Linked DNA regions of Homo sapiens: region 1 is linked to region 2. A link is a loop called in an ENCODE intact Hi-C map of the cell type or tissue named here. Cell type or tissue: A673. All regions are shown on one strand. Links, peaks and the distances in the headings refer to the core of each region. The heading gives the core; the rest is flanking DNA. Region 1 overlaps LINC01202 (long intergenic non-protein coding RNA 1202). Region 2 overlaps LOC105377700 (a long non-coding RNA gene).

Region 1 (8,347 bases), core at 271-8,270, 1.4 Mb after region 2:
GAGACTCCATCTCAAATAAATAAATAAATAATAATAAAAATGAAAATCAAAAACTATAAAAGTTTAAAAGATTGTGCTGTAGAAAAACTTTGGGACATAGGTCTTAATTAGGCTTAACTTAGGGACATAGGGTGTAATCATGACACTGAAAACATGATTTCTAAAAGAAGAAATCAATAAGTTGGAATTTATCAAAATTAAAACCTTTTGCTGTGCAAAAAAAATTCTAATCACAGGATAAAAAGACAAATTACAGACTGAGAGAAGATATTTGCAAACCATATGTCTGGCAAAGGACTAGGAACCAAAGTATATAAAATACTCTTAAGACTCAATAATTTAAAAAAAAATCCAATTACAAAATGAGCAAAAGACATGAAAAGGCATTTCACTGAAGAGGATATATAGAGGTCAAAAATGCACATAAGATGTTCAACATCACTGGCCATTAGGATAATGCAAATTAGAAATACAAAGTGGTATTACTGAAAGATACAGAACAGCAAAAATAAAGCATAATGAAAATACCAAATGCTGGATAGGTTACAAAGAAAATAGATATGACATACATTGCTGTGGGAATGTAAAATGGTACAGTCACTCTAGGAAATAATTTGGGAGTTTCTTATAAAAATAAACATACTTACCATAAAACCCAGCAATAGCACTCTTGGGCATTTATCCTAGAAAAATAAAAACTATGATAAATGCCCTAGAGGATACAAAGCAGATTAAAAAAAAATTACATACGCTCAAAATTCTGCAGAAGCCTATCATAGCAGCTTTATATGTAATAGTAAAAACCTGAAAATAACCAAAATGCCTCTCAATGGGCAAATGTTTAAACAAACTTTGATGAATCTATACTTTGAAAACTGTTGAGCAAGAAAAAAGAACAAACTTGATTCAAACAAGTTGATAGATCTCAAGGGCATCATGCTGATGAAAAAAAAGACACTCTCAAAAGGTCAAATACTCTATAATTTCATTACATAACATTCTCAGAATTACAAAATTATATAGAGGGAAGCTGATTAGCAATTGCCATAGTTCAGGGATGGGGTAGGGAGAGGGCTTGAGTGTGTACAAAATGGTAGTACCAGGGACATCTTTGTGGTGATGAAATAGCTTTGTGTCTTGATTGTAGTGATGGCTACACAAATTACAAATGATAAAATAATAAAGAACTGTATATACAAATTATACCAATGTGAACTTCCTCATTTTTATATGATATAAGATGTATCCATTGGGTGAAACTGGGTGAAAGGTACATAAGAATTTTCTGTGCTTTATTTCAATTATTTATGAATCTATAGTTATTTAAATAAAATGTTTAAAAATAATTTGAGTACATATAGTAGACGAAAAATGCTGAGACATTTAAAATGCAAGTTGAAAATATTTGGGGGTACAGGGTCATGGTGTTATGACTAACATGATTTTTGTAACTAAGAAATACTATGGTGTCTTTTAGCAAATATTTTCTACCAAAAGCAACCTAGAGTTGCTTAAGTTTATCATATATTTCAGTCAAACATTCCCTGAGAATTAGAAACATGGGATTCTTTGTACTTGATATTCATTGATCAGTCTTTACACTTTAGTAATTTAAGACATCATTAATTTCTTTTAACAATATTTAGTGTTCCTAAAAAAGAGCAACCTAGAGTTGCTTTTTACAGAATCATGGTGGTTGTGTTATATTTACATGCATGAGTAGAAGTGTTGGAATTTGAATGCTATTTTCTTTGCAAATATACTTCAATTTAATAAATTCAAAACGCCTATATTGTTTCTCCCACGTTTGATTTTTTAATGAAACCTAGAGGTTCATGTCTATTGAACTTTTAAGTCAATGATACAGTAATCCCCTCTTATCCATGGTTTCACCTTCCACACTTTCAGATTCCTACAGTCACCTGTGATCCAAAAAATAAGTGAGTATGGTTAATAAGATCTTTTGAGAGAGAGAGAAAAAGACCACATTCACATAACTTTTATCACATTATGTTGTTATAATTGTTCTAATTTATTGTTATTGTTGTTAGTCTCTTGCTGTGCCTAATATATAAACTAAACTTTATCATAGGTATGTATGTATAAGACAAAAAAAAAAACACATAGTATGACATTACCTGTCCTTTCAGGCACCCACTGGGGGCCTTGGACTGTATCCTCCATAAATAAGAGGACTACTGTACTTAAAGATCTTCAGTAACATAAACTTGTTAAATTTGAAATTAACACCACAAGATGCATTTTAAGTTATTGTGTTGTAGTTAATAGGTCGCATGAAATTTTGGTGAAAAAAGAAAGGTGAGAGAAGAAGACAAATTAGGTTATTATCAGACGAGGAAAACAAAACCTAATTAAAGTTAAACTCTATTGTACCAGAAAGTAGTTTAATTAATACTAACTTATCTACTGTGTTGTTTTTAGCTCCAAGCAAATTTCCAATGATATGGAACAAATTTTTAAATGCACTGTTTTTCTAGCTCAGTACCTCTTCCATGTGTGCTTATATTTATCATATACTTTGATCAAACCTTCTCTGGGAATTTGAAACATGAGATTCTTTGCACTTGATATTCATTGATGAATCTTTACACTTTACTAACTTAGGACATCATTAGTTTTTTCAAACAATATTTAGTGTGCCTACCAGGCACTGGGGCCAAAATCAGTAAATAAAAAAGGTGTGGCTTCTGCACTCAAGGGTCTTACAGCCTAATGGGGAAAGAGAGAGGGGTAAGAAGACAGCTGCAATGCAGTGTGGCAAGAACGAGGATGGGAAAATATATACTACCACAGGATCACATAGAAAGTCACATAAAATTTGGCAGCAGAGGAAGAAAGGAAATGATACTCGGGCTAATATAAAAAGATAAGTAAGGTTTTCCATCTGGAAGCAATTGCAGAAAGTGTTTCAGGCTGATAAAACACGTGTGATAGTCCAGAGTAAAAACACTATCAATGGCAATTTGTTGTAGTGTTCTAATGAAAGTAAAGGGTAATTCACTAAGTTCCCAATTTCAGAACCGCCTTAATCAGCTATACAGTGAAGTGTAGTATCTTTAATAGGCAGTGTTTATTTTAGTAGAGGATATTAGGTATGTTGTTGATTTTTTTTATTTTTTTTCTTTTGTTTTGTGGCAACTTTAATTTCTTTTTTTCTTTTTAATAGAGATGGGGTTGTGCCATGTTGCCCATGCTGGTCTGGAACTCCTGGACTCAAGCAATCCACCCACCTCAGCCTTCCAAACCCTGTGATTACAGGTGGTAGCCACTGTGCCCAGCCCTAGGGAACTTTAATTTCTACTATCTGTTTTATTCATTCCCTTTGCCTCCTAGTTTCCAAGGTATGCCTGGTCCTCCTTCAGAAGCAGTCCTCTCTCAAGACTGTCACTTCTTGTTCTGAACAATTTCAAATCTCTTTCTGTCAATTTCCCTGCAGCCAGTGTTCTGATCTCCCAGGTTTTGGACCAATTATTATGTCTTCACTCATGTGAGACTTTTTTTACTTAACTTTCTGAATTTTAGATACATCATAAATTACTTAGAAATAAGTAAGTTATGGCAAATTCTTAGAACAGTTTCAGTACCTGATGAGTTCAAAATATTGTATTAATTATTGCATTATATGAAAATCAGAACTAAATTTGAAAATGTATTTGCATACAATTATTGTAAGTTGTCCCCTGCTTAGCTTGCTTCTTAGATTTCTCGTCTTCTTTTTAAGCTGTAATTTTCCAACACCATCTCTAAGTGCTTTTGAAAAGTAGACTTAGTACTTTGTTGAGCTGAATGTGCTTGAAGAAGCCCTCTTAGCATGTTTCAACGGAACCAAAGAAGTGTGTAGACTCTGAGATAAACACTTTGCAGTTACATGGAGAAAGAAATGACAGAAAATGTGTGTGTTCTGGGTTTTAAAATTCAGTATGTTTTGCAGCACTGTGAAAATGAGTAGCTTCTAACGCTTGCCAAGTTAAACCCAGCTAGGCCAAATATTGTTAGAGCTCCTCCTAATGGAGGTAACTGATGAAGGAGGGACACGTTTGCCAGCATATTCTCCTTCTCTGAGTAATAAATAGTAGAAACTTACTCTACCTATTTGCAGTTAGTGCAGTGGTTCAGAGCAAGATAAACATTTCTTTTGTAACATTAGAGAAAACAGTTCCAGTTCTCATGATGAGAAAAATTGCCCTGTTATTTCTCTGGATGTAGAAACACAAATGCTTTTTGTTGAAAGAGAGCTGACACAATTGAATGCCATGTTAAGATAATCGTGAACATTTTTCTCAACTGTCTAAATCATCCCATAGCAATTGATGCATAAACTATTCGTTTGCAATGTCATAAAAGAAAAAAAAGTGCCTGTATTCAAAAAGCATTCAAATCTCATTTATGCCATGCACGACTGTCCTATTAAATTCAATATGGGGCTTATAATAAAATTTTTGGGTTTCCTGTCCTACTTCATCTCTAATGTAGCATATGTGTCTCTACTTGTCTCTATAAGAGGGGCAAACATAATCTTAAATTGATGAGCAATTTCCTTTCCAGACAAATCACAGAGACATAATTTACAGTGAATGAAATGGCATATCTAAATCTCCATTTTTGTAGATAATGATTATGTAGCCCTCTAATTCATTCAGATGCTTTTGAGTTTCTCCTTTTGAAAAGAAAAGCCATCTTGAAATACTTTCTAAAATAAATTTCTTTAAGGAAATGAAAAGAAGGGTTAATTACAATTCTCTAAAATATTCTTAAATGGCTACTCCTGTCAGATGAGTGCAAAAGGACATTTTAAAAAGGTGACACTTATAGATGATGACAACAGGAGTATTTTACCCAGCATATCATATTAACTGCTGTTTTCTTTTATATGCATAAGGAGAAAATGTTGGCTTCAGTGCAGAAGCCGAAAGAACATTGTAATTTAGGAGCAAGGACTTTATCTAGAAAATTCTATTGAGCAGTTTGTAATGCTAATGCATGCATTTAGCCATACTTCACCTTGGAAATGACTTATCTGATAGCTTCTAATTGAGAATAAGATTTTCTTCTAAAGGGAAAAACAACTGCCCATACAAAAGAGGAGACACTCAATTCATTTCCCCATTAGCCAAGAATTATATAATTAACTGGTAATAACTCCTGATCCTGGACATACGGAAGGTCAAACTACTGATACCAAGTTTTTAAGCGTGTATTTGTTAACCTGAAAGAGGCATAATTTTATTAAAAAGTCAATGGATTTAACTTTATATAATCTTTTTAAAAGAAGAATAAATATTATTTAAAGATTAACTGATATCAACCAATAAATACTTTGACTATTGCTAGTTGAATTAAGTATAATTGGATATTAGGTAAAGTGATCATTTGAATTTCAGATTTATAAAATAGTGGAAATATAATTGTTACTTCAGGGCAGGTGCTTTTTTTTATTATTCTGTGTATTGCTAGTGTCCAACATACACCTGACACATAATCAATGTTACATAAAGATTTTTTTGTTTGAGTGGGTGGATATATAGATGAGCAGATTCAAGTTAGATGTGCTCTATTTCTTTTTTTTTTCTTTTCTTTTTTTTTTTTTTTTTTTTTTTTTGAGTGGGAGTCTCAATCTCTCGCCCCAGCTGGAGTGCAGTGGCACAATCTCGGCTCACTGCAACCTCTGCCTCCTGGGTTCCAGCGATTCTCCTGCCTCAACCTCCCGAGTAGCTGGATCTATAGGCACGTGCCACCACGCCTGGCTAATTTTTGTATTTTTCAGTAGAGATGGGGTTTCACCATACTGGACAGGCTGGTCTCGAACTCCTGATCTGTAAGAAAGGCTATCATTATATTCTTTCCTTGTTATTAAAAATATGTTAACTGTTAGTGTACTTCTTGAATTATTTTTATTTCTTCCCAGCTAACTGGGAATACATCTTTTGCCCATTGTGTGTGGCATTCACATCCATTGTCAGGCACTTGGTAAGCCAACATTGACAATATTTCATAAAATTTAGTTACATTTGAAATGTACTAGGCTTGATAGTTCTTAAAGTTTTAAGCAATTCATAACATAATTTATCTAGCTTCTGTGATACTTAATAAACCCCAGGATTTGCCTGACTTCTAAATTAAACTGTAGGAAAAAAATAGAGAGGCAATCAATCCATAAATCTGTGGATATTGATATAATGTGTGAAAGACAGGTTTATGAGGTTATAGGGTGGCTTAGAAAATAAATTATACCTGATAATGTTGATATAAAATTTAGTGAAGTTTAAGATTTTATTTGCGTGGGAAGTAACTTACTTTATTTTTTCTCATCAAATTTCAGCTGACTTTTTTTGTTGCATTGAATTCGTTAAGGAGTCTTAAAATAAGGGAGAAAAGAAAAAGTGACAACAAAATCAGTTGAGAACATCTTATTGCTGAAATCAGCAAATGGTTCATTTGTCTGACAGGTCATATTGCTCTAATTGGAGACTCCGGTTTCTTCTTGAAAAGTAAGCCACATATCTGAGAGCTATAAGCAGCAGAGACAGGGCATCACTTAAAATTCCCCTTTAGCTAAAACTAATACCTGAATATCTTAAATCTAAACAATGAAACACAGAAAGAAAAAATAACAAAACACATAAATTAATAATTTAATTTTAAAACTTAATATTTGAATTGATCTATAGCCAGTCAAATGATCAACTTGCTCTTTTAATGTATTCAGGAGTGGTTTTATATTAAAAAATGGTTTCTTTGATCATACATCTGTAAAAGTGTACATAATCACAATGAATGATTGCAGAGCCTGCCGTTCTTCAGGAAGCAGTGTAAAACAATATTGTAATAGATACTCTTACTGGGCGTTATCAATCATTCTAGGCATTCTTCTAAATTATCTTTAAAAGTAACTTATTTATGCATAAAACAACCCTACACAGCAAGTGTTTTACTATTGATTTTTTTGTAGATGAAGAAATTGACTCATAGGAGGGCTGAGAAATTTTACAGGCTGGCACAGTTAATAAGCAGTTGAGTTGAGACGTGAACACTGTCAGTCTGGCTTCAGAATGTTCAGAGCTACTTTCTCATAGTTGTAGAACACAGAAGTTGAGGTCCATTAAAATCATGGGCTTTTAACTGGACCTATTAATCTTGGGCTTTTAACTGAGTTCCTAAATTTTAGAACTTTCTGTACTTAGTAATGTTGGGCTTTTAAATGAGTTCTTAAATCTTAGAATGGAGATACTATGTATTTCTTATGGCCTAATGTGATGTTTGAAAGCTGAGATTCTAGAACATGACTGGGTTTCAACCCAGGTTCTACCATTTACCAGCTGTATCATTTGAACGAGTTAGTAGCATCTTTCTATCTTTGGGCCTTGGTTTTGCCATAATAACACACCTACTTTATAGATATTCTGAAGATTAAATGAGTTTCTGTCTCTCTCTCACAAGATAGACTGCTGTTTTACAAGTTCTTAACTATAATAAAAGTGTAAGAATGAAATTAATTTAAATGAAGAATGGCTGTAGTGCCATGTAGAAACTAAATAGAAAGTACGCATTGTTATCTTCAGCAAATTCAGTCATGTTTCTATTCTCACATCTCATCAATCCTATTCCGGGATTCTGTGCTTTATAATAAACTAGGTTACTGCAAAATTCCAATGTATTTCTCAGTGCTTGGTCTCACTACTTGTTACCAATATCTGAACAATCTTTTCTTCTCTGCATCTTTTCCCTCCTTCCTGATTGCTACTGTCATCATAATCATAGTCATTATTGTCATCATAACTTAGATTTTAGCTTGGCCCTCACTTTATCTTGGAACACTTCACTCGATCCTTTAATCAAAATGGTAGTCCTTACTCTCTGCTTATAGCACCCTATGTTGACACTGACATAGACTTAACATTATTCTATATTGCAATTGATTTTCAGTTTGCCCGTCTGTTACTTCTCCCCAGCTAAGCATATCTTATCAAAATCTCCATCCCTCTAGCACCTATCACAATTCCTGACATAGCAGTTTTTCAGGATGTGTTTTGAGCAAATGGAATGTTTCTTTTTCTGTTGACTGACAACAAAGTCTAGATCAGTAATTGCCAAAAAATGGTTTATGGAAATATTTTCTTGAGTCAATGAAAAATAAATAAACAAATGTGATTAGTTTTCATAAAGGTAAATTTGTGTATGTTTTCATGTTCTGAGATTGTTTTTCTAGTTTTTAATAAAAAATATTTATTTCATTAAATGAAAGCAATCATAATTGAGTTGATTTATTTTTATTCTCTTTACTTGAAAAATACAAAGCTGGCAACTTATTGTTACTGGAATCTCTATT
Region 2 (8,347 bases), core at 145-8,144:
ATGATACAATAGCACTATGACGTGATGGAATCTTGGCAGCAGCCCTAGCCCTTACCTAGAGAATGGCAAAGCTGCAGAAGAAACTGCCAATGGAGTGCTCAACTCCAGAAGCCTGAAACCTAGGTCGGCTTGGCAAGGTGCCTTGCGCCCCAGTGTCATGGCTGCGGTGGAGCCGCCCACTTCAAGGGGCCCTGCAGAATCAGACAGTGAGGATAGTGGCAGCAATCACAATGGGCTGAAGATTAAATAACTCTTGTTGACTTTTTCAAGTATTTATAAGCTCCCCAGATTCCCATGGAAGTCTACAGAAGGACATAATGAGAAAAGTAGGTTTAAAGGAAATAATGTGAAATTTCTTCCACACTTGAGTTGGTGAGTTAAACGCCACTTAGTCTATATGTGGTTTAAATGTTGTCCCATTGCCTCATTATGGCCTGATGTAAATTCATATGAAACTAGGATATTTAAAAGCTTATTGGGATAGCAAAATAGAGTTGATGTATTCACTGCAAAGATTATGGAGACCATTTATTGCTCTGAACATTTCAATATGTTGGCTTCTTGAGATTCCAACCCCAAGGGGACATGATAGTGATGAAGATGGAGAAATAGAAGTTTAAACAGCACAATTTGAAGAGGGGGCAAAAGTAACACTTTGATGAACCTAGACCATATAGACCAGTATAAGGTCAGCAAAGTCTGGAGGACCATGTGCTCTCTCCCTAGATTGGACCAGAAGCCCAGGCTCTACTTTTAGGAAATGGCTCAGAGAGCGCCCACTGAACTTGTCTCTGATGTCTTAGGCAGATCAAATGCTTCTCTGGTCTCTGCTTTCACAGATGGAGGATCAGGGGTGTGTGAGCACCACCCCGCTTGGTCTTGGAGACGGATCAAATCCAGACTGGTGAGTTCCGGGGGCTTGGGCAAAGTGTGGATAGAGTTTCTGAGGGTAGGATGATGAGGACATTTGGCTTGGGGGCTGAGAAGGAACATTTTTCCTGTAAAATTAAATCTTTACTAAGACTACTGCCATTAGGGGCAAGTACTGAAGAAGATCATGTGTTTCAAAGTAAGTAGCCTGACAAGATCTTGTTTGGGTTAAAAATACGTATTTATCTTATTTTCATTTTCAATATCTTATTTTACAGAGTTCTCTATTAAGAGATGCTATGAGTGGCTAGGCGTGGTGGCTCCTGCCGGTAATACCAGCATTTTGGGAGGCCGAGGCAGGTGGATCGCCTGAGGTCAGGAGTTTGAGAGCAGCCTGACCAACATGGTGAATCCCCATCTACTAACAATACAAAAATTAGCTGGGTGTGGTGGCGCATGCCTGTAATCCCAGCTACTCGGGAGGCTGAGGCAGGAGAATTGCTTGAACCTGGGAGGTGGAGGTTGCAGTGAGCTGAGATAGCACCATTGCACTCCAGCCTGGGTGACAAGAGTGAAACTCCATCCAAAAAAAAAAAAAATGCTATGAGTAAACAGCATTGCACCGTTAAGTAGTTTACAGGATCTGTTGAAGAAGACAGGGAGTCTCTTACCAACAACAAAAGGCGTTCCAACGCCTGGAATTCAACCGTATGGATGCACAGTGTGTTCTAGTTATAAAGTGGCTGATTTCAGGTAAAAGGAAAAAGTAAAGGAAAAAATCCTGTAGTGAGTGGGAAATAATAAATGCCTACGAGGCAATCCTTGGCATTCCTTGGCCTGTCACTCCAGTCTCTACCTTCAGCTTCCCATAGCCATCTCCATATTTCTCCTTTTCTCAAATCTCCCTCTCTTTTCTCTTAGAAGGATGCTAGTCATTGAACACAGGGCCTTCCTAAATCTGGATGATCTCATCACAAGAGTCTTTACTTAATTACATCTGCAAAGCCCTTTTCTCCAAATAACATCATGTTCGCAGATACTGAGGGTGGGGCCTGGATACATCTTTCAGGGGCCACTATGAAACTCATTACAAAGGCCTAATTCATTTTTCCTGATTGGCCCACACTGCTTCTCCGTCCTCTGGGATGCTGCAGTACTATTCTGTTTGTGCGCCTGTCTCACAGGAGTGATTAGCAGATCTTTATACTCGGTGTCTCTAGCATGATGCCTGATGTACCATAAGGCTTCAATGTGTTTGTTGAACTTAAGCAAAGCATCGCTTGCATCATGTCCTGAGTGTAAGCCTGGCTCACACTCAGCCGTGATATGTTATTCAGATCACAGCCACTCACGATACTCTGGGAAGTCAGCACGCTCCTACCAAGGCCAGACATCTCTGAACTGGAAAACACTTTACTCAGAGCTACCCATTTTTTTTTATGTCTTATAGAAGGGGCCAAGTGGAGAGGGCAGCTACTCATGTACTCATTTTTATTCATTCGTTTGTTCATCCATTTAAGAAACACTGAACACCTATTCTGAGCCAGGCCCTGCCCCAGGCATTTGAGATACAATGTGTGTATGGTAAAACCCTCAGCATCTGGGCTGGGATTGGAACAAGTGAACACTCAATTTACATTTATTGTGGTCATGGCCTGAGTGTGGAAGGAAGTGTAGAGTGCTGTGAAAGTCCTCAGACAGGCCCCGAACCTAGACTAGTGGTCAGGGAGATTGTCCTGGAGGAAGTGACATAAATACTGAGACTTGGAGAGAGAGGGTGGTCACCTCAAGTGCAGTGGTGGCAGTGGAGAATTTCAGAAATGTAGGTGGTAACATAGGAAAGTTTGTTTTTTTGTTTTTTTTGTTTTTGTTTTTGTTTTTTTAGACAGTGTCTCGCTCTGTCACCCAGGCTGGAGTGCAGTGTGTGATCTTGGCTTACTGCAACATCTGCCTCCTGGGTTCAAGCGATTCTCCTGCCTCAGCCTCCCGAGTAGCTGGGACTACAGGCGCATGCCATCATGCCCAGCTAATTTTTGTATTTTTAGTAGAGACAGGGTTTTGTCATGTTGGTCAGGCTGGTCTCGAACTCCTGACCTCAGGTGATCCACCGCCTTGGCCTCCCAAAGTGCTGGGATTACAGGCGTGACCCACAGCACCCAGCTGCAGGGAGGATTTTAAAGGCAAAAAAAGGGGGACAGGGAGCGGCTGATATAAAATTGTCAGGAATTCTCATTGGTTTATAGAAATAACAGTGATTAATGATTGGCTACACATTGTTAAGTTATAGAGTATGGATTATGGTGTCCATTGTTGCATTGTTAGATAATTTATAGCTACTTATAGCAACAGTAAGCAGTTTCAAGAGATGAATACATAGTTCAAAGGGCATATGCTGGTCTCATTTTAATGTCTCTCTAGGCCTGGTAATTTAAAATAATTTGTGTTGTTCACATGTTAATTTCTTGTCTCAGCCTGCAGAAATGCCTTTTAAAAATGGTCTTGCTCATTAGCTGTGTCTTATTATGAAATTGTGTCATTAGAAGTTGGTCCATCATTCCCAAATTGTGGTCCCCAGATAAACAATATCGTATTCTAGGGGTCAAGGAGAAAACTTCCCCTTTGCCCTCTGAAGGTTTGCTGAAAAATGAACTCACAAAAGGCAGATTAATTAGAGAAAAGGCATACAAAATTTATTAACGTGTACGTGGGAAGGACTACAGTGTGACTGCCCAACCCCGTAATGGAATGCAACTTGAGCTTACAGAAATAATGAAGGCTCACTGCATGGCCGAAACCAGGTTATGGTGGTCAATCAGGTTATAGTGGCAAGACAGGTTATGGGACGGGGAGAAGAAGTGGCTTGTTTAGAAAAGGTGATCTTGTTAGGTAACAAAGTAGCAACCTTCAGAGAGATAGGTGGTAAATGTTTCTTTCTGATGTTTAAAGGTGTCAGACTCTCAGGTAATCTTCCTACATCTGGACAAGGGAGGACCTAGCTGCATTAATGTAGATTCTCTACAGATGCAAATCTTCCCCACTAAAGATAGCCTTGCAGGGCCACTTCTGTTTGCGGGCTCTTTGACAACCATCTATCTCCCAAAATATGTCAAGTAAATATACTTTGGGGTAAAAAATTTTGATTTCCTTCAATAGTATCTGGGAACTCATTAGAAAGTCACATTGTCAGAAAGTGTAGTGATGGGGCCCCCATATTCTGAGCTTTAAAAAGCCCTCCAGAATATTCTGATGCACTTTGATGCAGCTGGAGAGACACTGCCTTGAAGAATTGCATCCTTAGCTAAATACATAGTAAAACCCAACGCAAAGTCAAATAGTATCTAAGTGAAATCAAATCAAAATGCAAATCCCCATGGGGATACTTTGCAGTAGGAATTATTTTTAATAAGATTACAAAGTAAATGAATCAGATTCTTTTTAATGTAACAGCTGACTGACAGCTGGTTTTGACAGGGTGAAAGCCTGTGAGACCACAGAACAGCAAGGCCTTGGCTGGGAATGTGGGGCACACAGTGGAGGAGAACTCGAAGAATGTGTTAGTAGTTTCGTTGCTGTGATTAAGGAAGTTGGCATGTTGCTGCCAATCAAATCTTGTGTTGAGGGGGTGTTTTTAAAATTAGAGATGCCTTTTGGAAAGATTCTCTAGCTCTGGTTCCTGAACACAAGGGGTTTGGTGTTCCTCCATGTAGCCACTAGATGGCAGGCTCACGCCATTTTTCAAGCAGCCAACCCTGTCTAAATTTAGGGGGGGAAATGAGCCTAGGAATTTGAAAAGGGTGCCAGCTTATTCGTTTTTATCCTGCGCGTGGTTTTGACATTCTATTTTTTTGGACTTCATCCATTAATTATGACACTCAAAGTTTTTTGTTCACTGAGAGGCAAAGAGCCAAAGCTTTAATTAAACCCGTGGGGGCACTGCCTTGCGGCAGAGAAGGGTAACTACCATGTGCCAGCGCTTACATAAATTGTTTCATTTAATTCTCACAGCATCCTCATGAAATAAGTGTTGTTATCCACAGTTTTACATAGGAGAAAACTGACGGTCAGAGAGGCTTAGCAAGAGCCCAAGACCACCCAGCTGAAAGGTAGAAATGAATTTGCCAGTAAACCACGCTCATTAAATTCTTGAGGAATAGTCATTGCAATTAGTAGATTTATTGCAATCTTAGGAAAGTACAGCTAGATTCAGCCCGAGGTTTTATGATGAAATGAGAATTATACACGTTTTTTTTTAAAAAAATATATTCTCAGTATTGCAACATTCTAAGTTCCACTGGTTTTATTTGCAGAATGGCATGTTAGCCTTTTCTAGATTTATTATAGAAAATAAATCAGTTTATTTTTATGTTTTTTGAGACAGAATCTCTCACTATGTCGCCCAGGCTGGAGTGGTGGAGAGGCGCAATCTCGGCTCACAGCAACTTCCGCCTCCCAGTTCAAGCGATTCTCCTGCCTCAGCCTCCCGAGTAGCTGGGATTACAGGCACCCACCAGCACGCCTGGCTAATTTTTGTATTTTTAGTAGAGACAGGGTTTTGCCATGTTAACTAGGCAGGTCTTGAACTCCTGACCTCAAGTGATCCGCCCGCCTCGGTCTCCCAGAGTGCTGGGATTACAGGTGTGAGCCACCGTGCTCGGCTGGAAATAAATCAGTTTTAATTAGGATTTAGAAATTAAATCTCTGAATCTAACTGAATGTTAGAATTGTAACCCCTAAGCTCCAAACTGTAATCTATTTGCATAGAAATTTAGGTGTGATTTTCTTGTAGCAGGCACCACTTTCTACTTTGTATTAAAATTGCATCAGTTCCTGAAATCCTCTACTTCCTTGTGAATCCAGGAAGACAGGCTCCTTGCCTGAGTCATTTTTTAATATTTTTGGCTTACGTTGCCTTTATTGATTGTTTTCCCAAAGCATTCAACTTAGTTCTCATAGAAATAGCAACTTTTCTCCCTTTTTGCCCTAAGTTTTCTTTGCCTTGTGTATTAAATTTTACTGTCTAATTACAAACACACTCTTAGTAAGCATGCAACACAGCTGGAGGCAGCAGAAGTGTGTGGGCATTCCAGGAAGTCACATACAAGCCTCAAACATTCAGCCTGCCCTGGCCACTAGTCAGTAGGTTTTGCAGAGGTGCTCGAGAATTTGCATTAATCTACTGAGTCTAGTAAGAGAGTTTCTACTGTATCTGGATTGTGTCTCTCAGATAGGCTGACAAAACCACAAGGTGGAAACCATGAATGGTATTAGTCCATCTCAATAATAAAGCAACATTTGGCTGCCATTTTATCTGTCTGACTTTTCTGAATCAACTGATATCTCGGCATCATATAGAGGCACCTTTGTGTGTGTGTGTGTGTGTGTGTGTGTGTGTGTTTGAGACAGAGTTTTGCTCTGTTGCCCAGGCTGGAGTGCAGTAGCACGAACTTGACTCACTGCAACCTCCCGCCTCCCAGGCTTAAGTGATTCTCCTGCCTCAGCCTCCTGAGTAGCTGGGATTACAGGAGTGTGCCACCACGCCTGGCTAATTTTTTGTATTTTTAGTAGAGACAGGGTTTTGCCACATTGCCCAGGCTGGTCTCGAACCCCTGAGCTCAGACAATCTGCCCGAGAGGCAACTTGTTGGGAGAAATAACCAGTTTGAATGAGAGATCCTGTAAGGATTGGTTGATCTTCTTGGGGAAGAAAAACTAAGCAAAATAATTAACCACGTGAAGAAACGATTTAACAGACACTTCTCTTGTCAGGCAAGGGAAGTAATGTTTATTGAGCTCCAATTTTATGCTGTGCACTGAGTCAGAGATTGCACACATGCCACCTGATTCGCTCCTTACAACAGTATGATAAATTAAAAATTCTTATTCCCATTTTACCGATAAGGAAACTCAGTCTCAGAACACTTTCAGTAACTTACATGTGATAAAACAGGTAGTAAGTGGCAGGAAGTTATCAGGAAGAGTGTGTGTAATCAGGGCTGGGGCAACACTGGTGCAAAATAATTTATGATAAGTGAAACATCTACAATTTTCGTAAGAACAGGATCAGTAATAACGTTGTGCTGAACCATACTGGAGCCCGAAGCCAAGGGAATTTTTTGATGCCCCTTAAATTCTGTGCCAAGACAGGAGCCTCATTTGCTTCGCCCTAGGCCCAGCCCTGCAAATACTACAAAGTGCTTGTTCAGAAAGCTTTTTTCCAACATTTATCTAATAACAATTTATTGACTGGCTACTGTGCACCCGTCACTATGATCGGGTTTTGAAACAAAACATTAAGTTAGAATGTACCTGATTTCTGCTTTCCTGATACTTGTGGAACACCCTGCTCAAAGCTGGAAAGTATTATTATACAATAGATGACTCTTAGCTGGAAAGTATTATTAGATAATAGATGACTCTTAGTCACTTACTCCTTTGTTGTAGATAAGGAAAATGTGGCAAACTAGAGCCATGGAATTGGACTTTCATGGCCCCCATGTCTCTGCTGAATTTTGTAACTTCAGAAAACAATTTGTAGATTGAGATCACAAAGTCTTATGTTTGATGTGTTGAATAAACCATGTTCTTCAAGATCTTCTCTTTCATTAGTATCCCTTGACCAGGCAGATTGGAATATTGTCCTAATCATGGAGACCATACGTTATCTTTCAGTTTCATAGTGATTACAAGCATGAGTTTTGGCACAGCCAGACTTGAGTCTGTGAGTTATTAAGAACAATTGGGGCCTGGTGTGGTGGCTCAAGCCTGTAATTCCAGCACTTTGGGAGGCCGACGCGGGTGGATCATGAGGTCAGGAGATCAAGACCATCCTGGCTAACAGTGAAACCCTGTCTCTACTAAAAATCCAAAAATAATTAGGTGGGCATGGTGGCATGTGCCTGTAATCCCAGCTACTCAGGAGGCTGAGGCAGGAGAATCCTTTGAACCCGGGAGGCAGAGATTGCAGTGAGCCGAGATTGCGCCACTGCACTACACTCCAGCCTGGGCGACAGAGGGAGACTCCGTCAAAAAAAAAAAAAAAGAAAAAAGAAAAATAAATAAATTAAAAAAAGGACAACTGGTATCCCAGTTCTACTGGTAACTTTGGAGAACTTATTTAACATCTCTGTACTACTGTTTCATCAGTAAATGGTGGGTAATAAGAGTAGTAAGCTAAACTATATCAGGTGCTTACAACAATTCATGGTACATAGTAGGTGCTTAATATAAGTGAGCTTCTACTATTATAGTAACGGCCGCAATAGTTCTGTCACTAACTCTGTGATCCTCTGTAAATTACTTGGCTTATGTAAGCTTTAGTTATCTCAATTGACAAATGAAAGAAAATAATTGTACCTACCTCCTGAGGCTCTTGTGCTGACTAAGGCAGAGAATAAATGAAGATCACTTGGCTTGGCATATAAATGCTTGGAAAAATGTTAGCTCTTTTTTTTTCTAAAATGACTCTTTTAAACTAAAGA

The links. Peaks named below come from ENCODE experiments on the same cell type or tissue, not always from the same donor. Only the 100,000 strongest peaks of a DNase experiment are listed, where the experiment ranks them.
Region 1: a loop joins it to region 2, with 8 times the contacts of the local background. A loop is called at or near these places in 5 of 110 quality-filtered maps.

What each region holds. Positions count from the first base shown.
Region 1 is chr5:161,962,422-161,970,768 of GRCh38, reverse strand. The region is part of intron 1 of LINC01202 (long intergenic non-protein coding RNA 1202); the gene reads left to right. Among named protein-coding and RNA genes, the nearest start is that of LINC01202, 35 kb to the left of the region's middle. In A673, for the core only: a CTCF peak has its summit at 4,025; no DNase peak of the experiment used is centred there.
Region 2 is chr5:163,404,876-163,413,222 of GRCh38, reverse strand. LOC105377700 (a long non-coding RNA gene) reads left to right here. Exons shown (of 4, transcript XR_002956233.2): 1 at 1-904. Among named protein-coding and RNA genes, the nearest start is that of CCNG1, 29 kb to the left of the region's middle. RefSeq lists a silencer at 5,975-6,174. In A673, for the core only: a CTCF peak has its summit at 4,608 (motif pointing right); DNase peaks (open chromatin) are centred at 4,712 and 5,972; H3K27ac peaks cover 1,568 bases.